Linked DNA regions of Homo sapiens: region 1 is linked to region 2. A link is a loop called in an ENCODE intact Hi-C map of the cell type or tissue named here. Cell type or tissue: dorsolateral prefrontal cortex. All regions are shown on one strand. Each heading gives the region's core, and the rest is flanking DNA. Links, peaks and the distances in the headings are about the cores only. Region 1 has its middle 26 kb from the start of ACAN. Region 2 has its middle 42 kb from the start of ISG20.

Region 1 (5,379 bases), core at 179-5,178, 96 kb before region 2:
TTCTGGGCTCTTTATTCTATTCCATTGGTTCTATATGTCTGTCTTTTTTTTTTTTTTTTTTTTTTTGACATGGAGTCTTGCTCTGTGGCCCAGGCTGGAGTGCAATGGCGCGATCTCGGCTCATTGCAACCTCCACCTCCTGGGTTCAAGAGATTCTTCTGCCTCAGCCTCCCAAGTAGCTGAGATTACAGGCACCCACCATCACACCCAGCTAATTTTTTTGTATTATTACTAGAGACGAGGTTTCACCATGTTTGCCAGGCTGGTTTCAAACTCCTGACCTCAAGTGAGCCACCCTCCTTGGCCTCCCAAAGTGCTAGGATTACAGGTGTGAGCCACCGTGCCTGGCCTCTATATGTCTGTCTTTAGCCAGTTCCACACAGTTCTGATTACTACAGACTTGTGATAAGTTCCTCCTTGTCCTTTTCAAAAAATTTCGGTTTTTGTTGTTTTCACAGACGTGTGTGTGTTTGTATGTATCTGTGTGTGAATAAACTTTAAGGAGTTCATTATTTTTAATAATAACAATAACAATAAAGAAGGCCTTAATATCCTTCCTCCCAAATCAGATCTTGCCCCCCTCCATTTTTTTGCTCCCCAGAGGCAACTAGTTCAACTCTTCCATCTTTTTCATTTAAATTCATATCCATATATTTATATAATATGTACATAGTGATGCTTTTTGGTTTTTAGGTTTTACGCATTTTCTCTTCTCACTGTGTTAAAGTAGAAGATTCAGCTCTCTTTCACCAAAGGCCTTCAGTATGTGCACACTTTCTGTCCTCTTTCTTCTCCTGATAAAGTTAAACCATAATTGTGGATAGGTCAGTGTCCAGCATCACTATGACTATGTAAGTGTGTGTCACAGCTGAGCCATGTAGTACACTATCATATATTTACATTTCTTGCAGAACTTTCCCCCTTCAACTTAACAGTTCTTTTGTTTTTGTTTTTTGAGATGAAGTCTCACTCTGTCGCCCAGGCTGGAGTGTAGTGGCACGATCTCGGTTCACTGAAACCTCCATCTCCTGGGTTCAAGCAATTCTCCTGCCTCAGCCTCCCCAAATAGCTGAGACTACAGGTACTCACCACCACACCTGGCTAATTTTTGTATTTTTAGTAGAGATGGGGTTTTGCCATGTTGGCCAGGCTGGTCTCGAACTCCTGACCTCAGGTGATCTGCCTGCCTTGGCCTCCCAAAGTGCTGGGATTACAAGCGTGAGCCACCCAACCTGGCCTTAACAGTATTTTTATTTGTTTTCTGTGTAAGTATCATTAATTTAACCCCAGAGGGTGCCTGGTGAGCCCTCTTGGCTCAACCCTGCAGGCCATGAGGAAGCCTGTGGTTTGGAGATGGGTCATATGTCCTGAACAGGGCAGCTTCCTTCTCTGGGAGAAAACTTGGTCACAGGGAGGTGACTGAAAGTAACATCGCTGATGGAGCTCTTTCTACATGTAAGGTGCTGGGCTAGGGTGACAGGAATATATATGACATTATTCCATATACTGGGACTTATAATCGAGTGACAGATGTTGAGGCCATCATTCCAATATGAGGCAAAGTTTGATAAGAACCATAGGAGAGACTGCAAATTTAAGAGAGACAGATTAGGAAAGTAAATTCTAGTTAGAGGACTCAAGGTGGTTCTGGTGTGTAAGCTGAATTAAGATTTCCGTGGGAGGATTGTTGGTGCAGAAAGAAGGAAGAAGCAGCGATACAGAGATAAGGAAATACAGTATGGGTTCAGGGAAAGGCAACAGGCTCAGCATAGGCACAGTATGGGATGTGTGCGGATGCATCATAAAAATAAGAGCTAATATGTATTGGGTATCTCTATGCTAGGCAGTGAGCTTAGCCTTTCATAGGCACTGCACGAGTGGCTCTCAAAATGTCATCACCTGGGAACTTGTTAGAACTTCAGATCCTTGAGCCCTACCCAGACATGCTGAATCACAAACTCTGGGAGTGGGGCCCAGCAATCTGTGTTTTAACACATCCTGAAGATGATTCTGATGCATACTAAACTTTGAGAACCATAGCACTGTACAATTTGATCTTTAAAACAGTGTCATAGCTAGACACTCATACCCCCACTTGATAGGTGAGGAAGCTGTCTCAGAGTGAGTAGGTAACTTGCACAAGGTCCAGTGGGGTGCTGGAGCCAGCTTGCAATGGCCCTTGAGAGCCAGTTGTGAGCTTCTCTTCCCAACTCTGAATATAGTGATATCACATTGGTAGCCTAAAATCGGCCATGGTGGAAATATTTATATCATAGAACTTGGCAAATGCTAGGACTGATTGGCAAAATCAGAACTTCACGTCCACCCTGAGAGCCTATTAAACACTCACCAGTGGCCGGGTGCAGTGGCTCACGTCTGTAATCCCAGCACTTTGGGAGGCCAAGGCGGGCAGATCACCTGAGGCCAGGAGTTTGAGACCAGAGACCAGCCTGGTCAACGTGGTGAAACCCCGTCTCTACTAAAAATACAAAATTTAGCTGGGTGTGGTGGCGTGCATGCCTGTAATCCCAGCTACTCGGGAGGCTGAGGCAGGAGAATCTCTTGAACCGGGAGGCAGAGGTTGCAGTGAGCTGAAATTGTGCCACTCCACTGCAGTCTGGGCGATAGAGTGAGACTCCTTCACAAAACAAAACAAAACAAAAATACACTCACCAGCGTATTACTGCTCAGATCCCTCAGTTGATAAGCTCTTGGTAGAAGTGGGTTTTGGACCAGTTAAACCTAGCGTCTGAATGCATGCTCTTAACCATTAGGTTAAACTTATTCTGGAAGTCCGGAAAGACAGGCTGAGGTCATAAGGTAGAAATCTTTAAATGCATGTCAAAATTTTGGGCTTTATTCTGTACACACTGGATTTTTCAGAGTTTTGAATAGATAAGTGATATGATTGTATGTTTAGGCAAGAGAACTAAATTGTTGGCCGTGGCTTTTCAATTTGCAAATATGGTGAAAAAAAATGGGATGGGAGTCAAAATAGTTGTACTTCATAGAGAAAAGCCTCAACAACCGTGGGTTGCCCATTTGCAGAAGAGGCTGTTAAGCACTGCAGAGCAGATGCCTCATGCCTCACAAAGCTTCCTTGTTCTTCAAGAGAAAGGTCCCCTGTCCGTCACTCTCACCATCTGCCACAGCATGTATGGGCCTTAATTAACACTGCAGCTGTTGGCCAGTGTTGTCCCAGAAGTCCTTGGTCCAGGTCAGGATTCACTCTGCAACCACTGTAGCAGACCTCTTAGTACCTACCCACATTCATTCCTCCTTCCTCAGGGAGCCTGAGAGTTTTCAGGCATCCCTCACATTAAGGCAGCCATGTGCTTCCCATGTATGGTGGGGGCCGGACCCACCTCTGGCCCTAGAGGGTGAATCCTGATTGGATTTTAAGCCAGTGGTTCTCAAACCTTTTTGGTCTCTGACTATTTTTTTTTTTTTTTTGAGATATAGTTTTGCTCTTGTCACCCAGGCTGGAGTGCAATGGCACGGTCACGGCTTACTGCAACCTCCACCTCCCAGGTTCAACTGATTCTTCTGCCTCAGCCTCCCAAGTAGCTGGGATTACAGGTGCATGCCACCATGCCTGGCTTCAAGTGATTCTCCTGCCTCAGCCTCCCAAGTAGCTGGGACTACAGGCCTGCGCCACCACGCCTAGCTAATTTTTGTATTTTTAGTAGAGACAAGGTTTCATCATGTTGGCCAGGATGGTCTTGATCTCTTGACCTCATGATCCTCCCACCTCAGCCTCCCAAAGTGCTGGGATTACAGGTATGAGCCACTGCACCCAGCCTGTCAGTTGTTCCTTGAAACAACAGGGTCACTTTGTTCATTTTCAAGAAAACGTCTGCCAAATACTCAGGTTTAAATAACTACAGTTGGTCAATTGTTCTTTCATGTAAAAATGATGTTTTCTGAAAAAAGTGGCTAGTTTAGTTGGTAACTTAATTGTTCCAATGCCTTTGCTCTCGATAACTCTTGTACTTTGATACAGCGGATGTGTTTTATGCTTTCATGCATTTTTCTTTTCATCGCACAAGACATTCCAAAGTAATGTTGAAAGAAGACATATGTTTTTAAGTGTTGAGATCTAGTTAAATGAATAATTCTTACTGCTTCATCAAGGGCATTCTAAAATGGAACTGGCTTTTTATATTTATTTATTTATTTGTCTGTTTACTGTGAGTGCATGGCAGCGAACTATCCAATGACTATGAGGACAGCTACCACTGCCTTGATGCTAAGGCCTCAGCAGTGTCATCCACCATTGCTTTTACAGCCTTTGTGCGCATATCAACACAGTTGATCTAGGATAAACCATAAGATTCAAAAACGTTCCTCAATACTTTGCCTATTTCAGCACCACTTGTGTTTGTTGCCAAGTGTTACATAAAAGAAGGTCTTCAATGATTAATTAGTGCTGATATGGGACAAATACAAGCAAAACAGTCAGTCCAGCCACATCTGTACACTCATCCAGTTGTTAAGGCAAAAGTACAATTCTGCCAATGAGAGATTAACTCAGTCTTCATGTTCACAGATAAATCTTTGATTTGGCAAGTTGCGTTAGCATTGGGAAGTGGTAGTGCTGTTATTTATTTTACTGAGTTTGTACTCAGCAGGCATTCAGCAGTGTCATCTGTATGAGAGATTTTATTAGTTAATGTAATTTGATTGCTTATGCTTCTGTGACTTTTTCATTTCTAGCTTGAAAAGATGTAAAAAACTTTTGGCTTTTTAAGGGCTCATAACATCTAAGTTTAAAACATTTAATTCCTTTTTTATAATAATGGATATTTATTTATTTATTTATTTATTTATTTATTTACTGAGACATGTTCTCATTCTGTCACCCAGGCTGGAGTTCAGTGGCACAATTACGGCTCACTGCAACCTCAACCAGCCAGATTCAAGTGATCTTCTCACCTCAACCTCTCCAGTAGCTAGGACTACAGGTGCATGCCACCATGCCTAGCTAATTTTTGCATTTTATTGTTGTTGCTGAGAGGTAGTTTCGCTATGTTGCCCAGGTTGGTCTCGAACTTGTAGGCTGAAGCAATCTGCCCGCCTTGGCCTCCCAAAGTGCTGGGGTTACAGGTGTGAGCCACTGTACCTGGCCAGATTTAATTCCTTTTTGTTTAAACTCTGGTCTTAAAATAATACCCCAACTTAAATGGCCCCATCGGGTCTGGGCCTAGGGTGCAGTAGCAAGGTGCTTAGTGCACAGGGTCTAAGGAGACACTCGCCCTACTGACCCTGCACTTGGGCAAAGCCGAGACTGACGCCTCCTTAAGTTCTGCACCCTACGCACCTTACTTGCCTCACTCTAGGCCTGGCCCTGAGCACCGTGAGGCTCTTGAGAAATACTCT
Region 2 (5,379 bases), core at 223-5,222:
TCAACTGGCCCCAGAGCCCTGGCCTGGGACTCCTGAGGATGAAATATGTATAGTGTAGTGAGTAGAGCCCAGGTGATCTTGTTTGTAGCTCCAGTTCTGCCGCAGGCTAACCTTGTGGTCTCAGATCAGTCTTGTTCCTGTTCTGAGTCTCGGTTTCACATTTATACAATGAGCCAATGAGGACAAGATCATAGTTTTTACTGTGTTTCATGGAGGCCTAGGGTTCTGATGAAGTTCTTCCAAGACCTGGCAGGGATGGTGGAGGTTGCAAGTTGGAGGTTGGCTTCACCCATCATCTCCTCTAACCAGAACAGCTTGGCATCAATCAAGCTCCCTCACAAGACTTCGTTTAAAAATAAGATTGGAAATTAAAAATAAGATTGGAAAGACTGGAAACCAACCATGTGTTCATCTCTAAAATCTGGCTAGTAAATTATCATACAGCCACAAAATAGAATACAATACAGTTGGGAAAATGAAGGTGCTCTCAAAATGATTTAAAAAAAATGTCTCCAGGATATAGCAAATTTAAAAAGCAAGATATGGAAGGATGTCTAGTGTGCTAAATTTTTTTTTGTTTTTGTTTTTGTTTTTGTTTGTCTGTTTGTTGTTTGTTTTTGAGACAGAGTTTCACTCTTGTTGCCCAGGCTGGAGTGCAATGGCATGATTTCGGCTCACCACAACCTCCGCCTCCCAGGTTCAAGCGATTCTCCTGCTCAGCCTCCTGAGTAGCTGGGATTACAGGAATGCACCACCATGCCCAGCTAGTTTTGTATTTTTAGTAGAGACAGGGTTTCTCCATGTTGGTCAGGCTGATCTCGAGCTCCCAACCTCAGGTGATCCGCCCACCTCGGCCTCTCAAAGTGCTTGGATTACAGGCATGAGCCATTGCACCAGGCCTAGTATGCTAATTTTTATATAATTAAAGGGGAGAATTAAAAATAAATATCTATATGTTTGATTTGCATACAGAAGCCCTGGAAGGATGCATACGAAGCTAATGTGTACCGTCCTGTGGTATCAGGTGGGGTGGGGGTGGCCAGGGGGAGAGTAGATGAAGCTGCAGGTGGAAATGACATTTCTCAATGTATACCTTCTCATAGCACTTTGATATTTGAATCACGCACATATATTACCTTTTCAAAAAACTAAAACTTAAATTTAAAAAATATACCAAGTGAAAAAAAGGGACAGGGGAAAATAAGCTGGCCAGATGATCTCTAAGTTCCCTTGTTGCTTTGATGATCAGGCTGGTGGGGGAGGTAAGGAATGCCCACACATGCCTGTCACCAAAGGCAGATGGGGAAGGGAGAGGCCTTGGGTCCAGGAACTGGGGAGGAGAAGCTGTGCCCCCAGGTCCATGTGCGGGTTCTCTGGGGCTTCTGCCAGTCCTGCTGCATAAACAGCCCATGCAGATGGCCCCTGGTGCCCAAGCCTCAGGCCCTGTGCTCCCTCCCCTGACTGGCCTGGGCTCCCTCTCTCCCAGGAGTGGAGGCCAACGGCTACCCCTCATCAGCCTGCCAGCTGGGAGTGGCCCCACCACTGGCCAGTGGGACAGAGCCTCCTCCACGCAGGGCTGTCTCCAGCTGACGCCAGCCCCAGACTGTGGCCTGAGCCGCGTCCAGGACAGAGCCCAGGGCACAGATGTTCCCATTCTCTGGCTCTGGATGAGCTTCTTGGAAAAATCATGGAGCCAGCCTTCCTCAATCCACCTTTGAGTGGAGAGAAGAGGGGCCCTTCTCTCCTGCAGCCACTGGCACCTGGCTGCCCGCCCTCGGGGGCCGGCCACAGGCTGCTGATCCATGCGGCCCTTGTCTGTGTGGCTGGCTCCTGTCCGAAGGTCACTGAAGGGAGGCAGGCCGGCTGGAGAGAGAGAGGGCGGCAGAGGCTTCCATCAGCCCTGTCTAAAGTTCTTCATGCTCTCTCTGGCTTTTTCTGGGTGGCTCACCAACAGGAAGTGGTCTGGCTAAGACGAAGGGCAGCTGCTGCAGGACCCCTGAGTGGGACATTGCAGCCAGACCAGGACTGACATGAGTCCAGGAGGAGGGAGAAGGGGCTCTGTGTTTATTGCGATACTGTGATGTTGCCAAGCTTTGCAGTGAGACAGACTTGCATTCAAATCCAGGTTCTGCCACGGAGTAACTGCGACTTTAAGCAAGTTATGTAGTGTACTCTCTGAGCCTCAGTTTCATCATCTATAAAATGGGGGAAGGTAAAATGAAATAGGGGTAATAAATCACCTAATCAGAGAGTTGCTGCTGAAAAAATATTGCCTATTCTTCCCCTCTGGGGTATAAGATACAAGGTCAATGCCAGACAGGGTTTAAGACCCTGAAGCCAACTGCCAGGATCCTAGCTCTGCCTAGGGCACCTAATTCACAAGACTGCTGGGAGGAACGAAGGAATTGAGAGTGGTGCTTGGCATGCAGTGAGTGTTATATATTACTTCTTTTTATCATTGTTATGTCAACAACTGCCCACTTTAACCCATATCCTTGTAGGTCCTTGTGTGAGCTGGAATCCCAGGGCCTTTTCTGTCGCCACGCTGGTCTGCTGAGGGTTCGTTCACCAGTTGGCCTTTTCTGAGTCGGCTTCTGAACAGGGATTGGGAAGGGGGTGGGGAAAGCTCAGTTCAACCCCATCCCCCTCAGGGTGGGGACCACAATTCCCCTCACCCGCACTTCAACCAGCATCTGTTTTTCATAAACCCCTTCAGTCTTATGCCTGGGAAGGAGAGTGAATTTCCTTAGGCAACAAAGCCCTCCAAAACCACCCATCATGGGATGGGCGGATCCTGCTGGGCCTCCTTCCCACTCTGCATCTGGACCTGCAAACCCTAGGGCCATCGCCACCTCTCGCACCTCTGCCAAGAGACGTTGCTTCCCTTGTCCAGGCCACAGCCTGCCTGCCCCTCCGTCTCCTGGCTGGCCACTGCTGCCAGCTGCATGCCATCTCCTAGGCTGCCTGATGACTGTGGCCCTCAAGTCCATGCTGAGCTCAGAGCCAGTGGCCCCCCAACCCAGAACTGCTGCCACCCAGTGGCACTCTCAGTGCCAGCCTGGGACCGCTCTTCAAGAGAACCCCTTAAAAGAAAGAGCATGTGAGCCTTCCTAGTGCCTCAGGCAGAAGGACGGACTTCCAGGGTATTCCGCTCCTGGCCCCTGACAGAGGCTGGCAGGGCCCCATCTTCCCATTATCCTGCCCCTTCCCATGAGCTTTCTCTTCGTTCCTTCCATAAACTCAGTTCAAGATTTGTTTTCGGTGTCAATGAAAACTTGCTCAAATATAGGTACATAAAAAAATAGTCTTCCATTTCTTCAAACAAATGAGGCAAGGCAACCGCCAGCTCACTGAGTCGCCAAAATTTTGGTAGGAAGCCATTACTTTTGTATTAAAACAAGACCTCATATGTTATGAGTATATTGTTATGGTCCTATTAGGGAATAGAATGCAATCGTCTGCACGCATTTCCAAGCAAAACATAAGACTCCAAAGATAAATGATAGAATAGAAATCCACCACAGTAGGAGTTATGTCTGTTTTGCTGACTGATGTATTCCCAGTGCTGAGAAGAGGACTTGCCACATGGCAGGAGCTTCATAAATGTTTGTCAAATAAATGTAACACAAGCTTGCAACTTAAGGCTGCAGGCTGGACATCCAGATGAGGATACATTCTATTTCTCTGCCTTTAGGAGAAATGTCTGAGAATCACTTGGCCATACATCATCTCATTTAATCCTCCTACCAAACCAACAGTGCTGTGTGAGGGACATCTTCATGGAGGGTTACTATTGAGCACCTGAACTCACCCCCACCCCTCGATATTGAGAACGTCCCCATCTTGTGAGTCTTGGTGAGAGACTGGGCCTCACTTTCAGTACAGAAGCTTAAAAGACCAGATAATTTTTTTTAAGACAGAGTCTCGCTCTTGCTCTGTCACCCAGGCTGGAGTGCAGTGGTGTGATCTCAGCTCACTGCAACCTCTGCCTCCCTGATTCAAGCGATTCTCCTGCCTCAGCCTCCCAAGTAGCTGGGACTACAGGTGCCTGCCACCACACCTGGCTAATTTTTGTATTTTTAGTAGAGACAGGGTTTCACTATGTTGGTGGGGCTGGTCTTGAACTCCTGACCTTAGGTAATCCACCCAGCTTGGCCTCCCAAAGTGCTGGGATTACACCATGCCCGACCTGCAAGACCAGATAAATATTTGGCCTGCTCCCTGCAAGGAGGGCCTAAACACACACCAAGGAGCAAGTGACACACAGATACAAGCTTGGGTCAGAGTTCATTCTGCTGGGACCCACAGTGATATCCAATGTGCACTGCCAGTGGTGTGGTGCCTGAACGGGGCTGCTCAGTGCTTCTCCTTCCTGCCTGTATTCTGAGCCTGGCCCCAGCCTGACAGACAATTCTCCAAGCCAACCAGCATTCTTCCAGTAGAGTTGCTTTCTGCTTAGGTTGGTAGAGATGTTTTCTATAGGTCATAAGGAAGAACCTTGACGTCTAAAAGTAGATGCTATTATTCTATTTTCTAGATGAAGAAACTGAGGCTTAGGGTGGCACTTATTGAGCACCTACTGTTTGCCAGGCTGTGGAGGGTTAGATACGTGAAGAGGCAGTTTCAGTACAACATGATAGAGGGGTGTACAAGAGGCCATGGAAGCTGGAGTGCCTGCGGGTGGCAGGGGAGGCTTCATGGAGAAAGTGGCACAAGTTGAGACTTTAAGGAGGAGGAGACCATGTGCGGTGGCCCACGCCTATAATCCTAGCATTTTGGGAGGCCGAGGCAGGTGGATCACTTGAGGTCAGGAGTTCAAGACCAGCCTGGCCAACATGGCAAACCCTGTCTCTACTAAAAATATAAAAAGTAGCCAGACCTGGTGGCACATGCCTGTAATCCCAGCTACTCGGGAGGCTGAGGCAGGAGAATCGCTTGAACCCAGGAGGCGGAGGTTGCAGTGAGCCAAGATTGTGCCACTGCACTCCAGCCAGCCTGGGCGACACAGTGAGACCTTATCAAAAAAAAGGAAGGAGGAGGAAGGAGGAAAGGAGAGAATTTTCTTTTCTTTTCTTTTCTTTTTTTTTGAGACGGAGTCTTGCTCTGTCTCAGTGGCGTGATCTCGGCTTGGCGTGATCTCGGCTCACTGCAACCTCTGCCTCCCAGGTTCAATCGATTCTCCTGCCTCAGCCTCCCGAGAAGCTGGGGTTACAGGCGGCCACCACCACACCCGGCTAATTTTTATATTTTTAGTAGAGACGGGGTTTCACCATTTTGGCCAGGCTGGTCTCGAACCCCTGACCTCATGATGCGCCCAGCTCGGCCTCCCAAAGTGCTGGGATTATAGGCGTAAGCCACCACGCCCAGCCGAGAATCTTC

What was found. Peaks named below come from ENCODE experiments on the same cell type or tissue, not always from the same donor. Only the 100,000 strongest peaks of a DNase experiment are listed, where the experiment ranks them.
Region 1: a loop joins it to region 2, with 1.9 times the contacts of the local background. A loop is called at or near these places in 1 of 110 quality-filtered maps.

What each region holds. Positions count from the first base shown.
Region 1 is chr15:88,774,582-88,779,960 of GRCh38, reverse strand. No RefSeq gene overlaps it. Among named protein-coding and RNA genes, the nearest start is that of ACAN, 26 kb to the left of the region's middle. In dorsolateral prefrontal cortex, for the core only: no CTCF peak of the experiment used is centred there; a DNase peak (open chromatin) is centred at 3,130.
Region 2 is chr15:88,678,263-88,683,641 of GRCh38, reverse strand. No RefSeq gene overlaps it. Among named protein-coding and RNA genes, the nearest start is that of ISG20, 42 kb to the right of the region's middle. RefSeq lists an enhancer at 217-276. In dorsolateral prefrontal cortex, for the core only: a CTCF peak has its summit at 3,028 (motif pointing left); DNase peaks (open chromatin) are centred at 1,501 and 2,991; H3K4me3 peaks cover 482 bases; H3K27ac peaks cover 1,384 bases.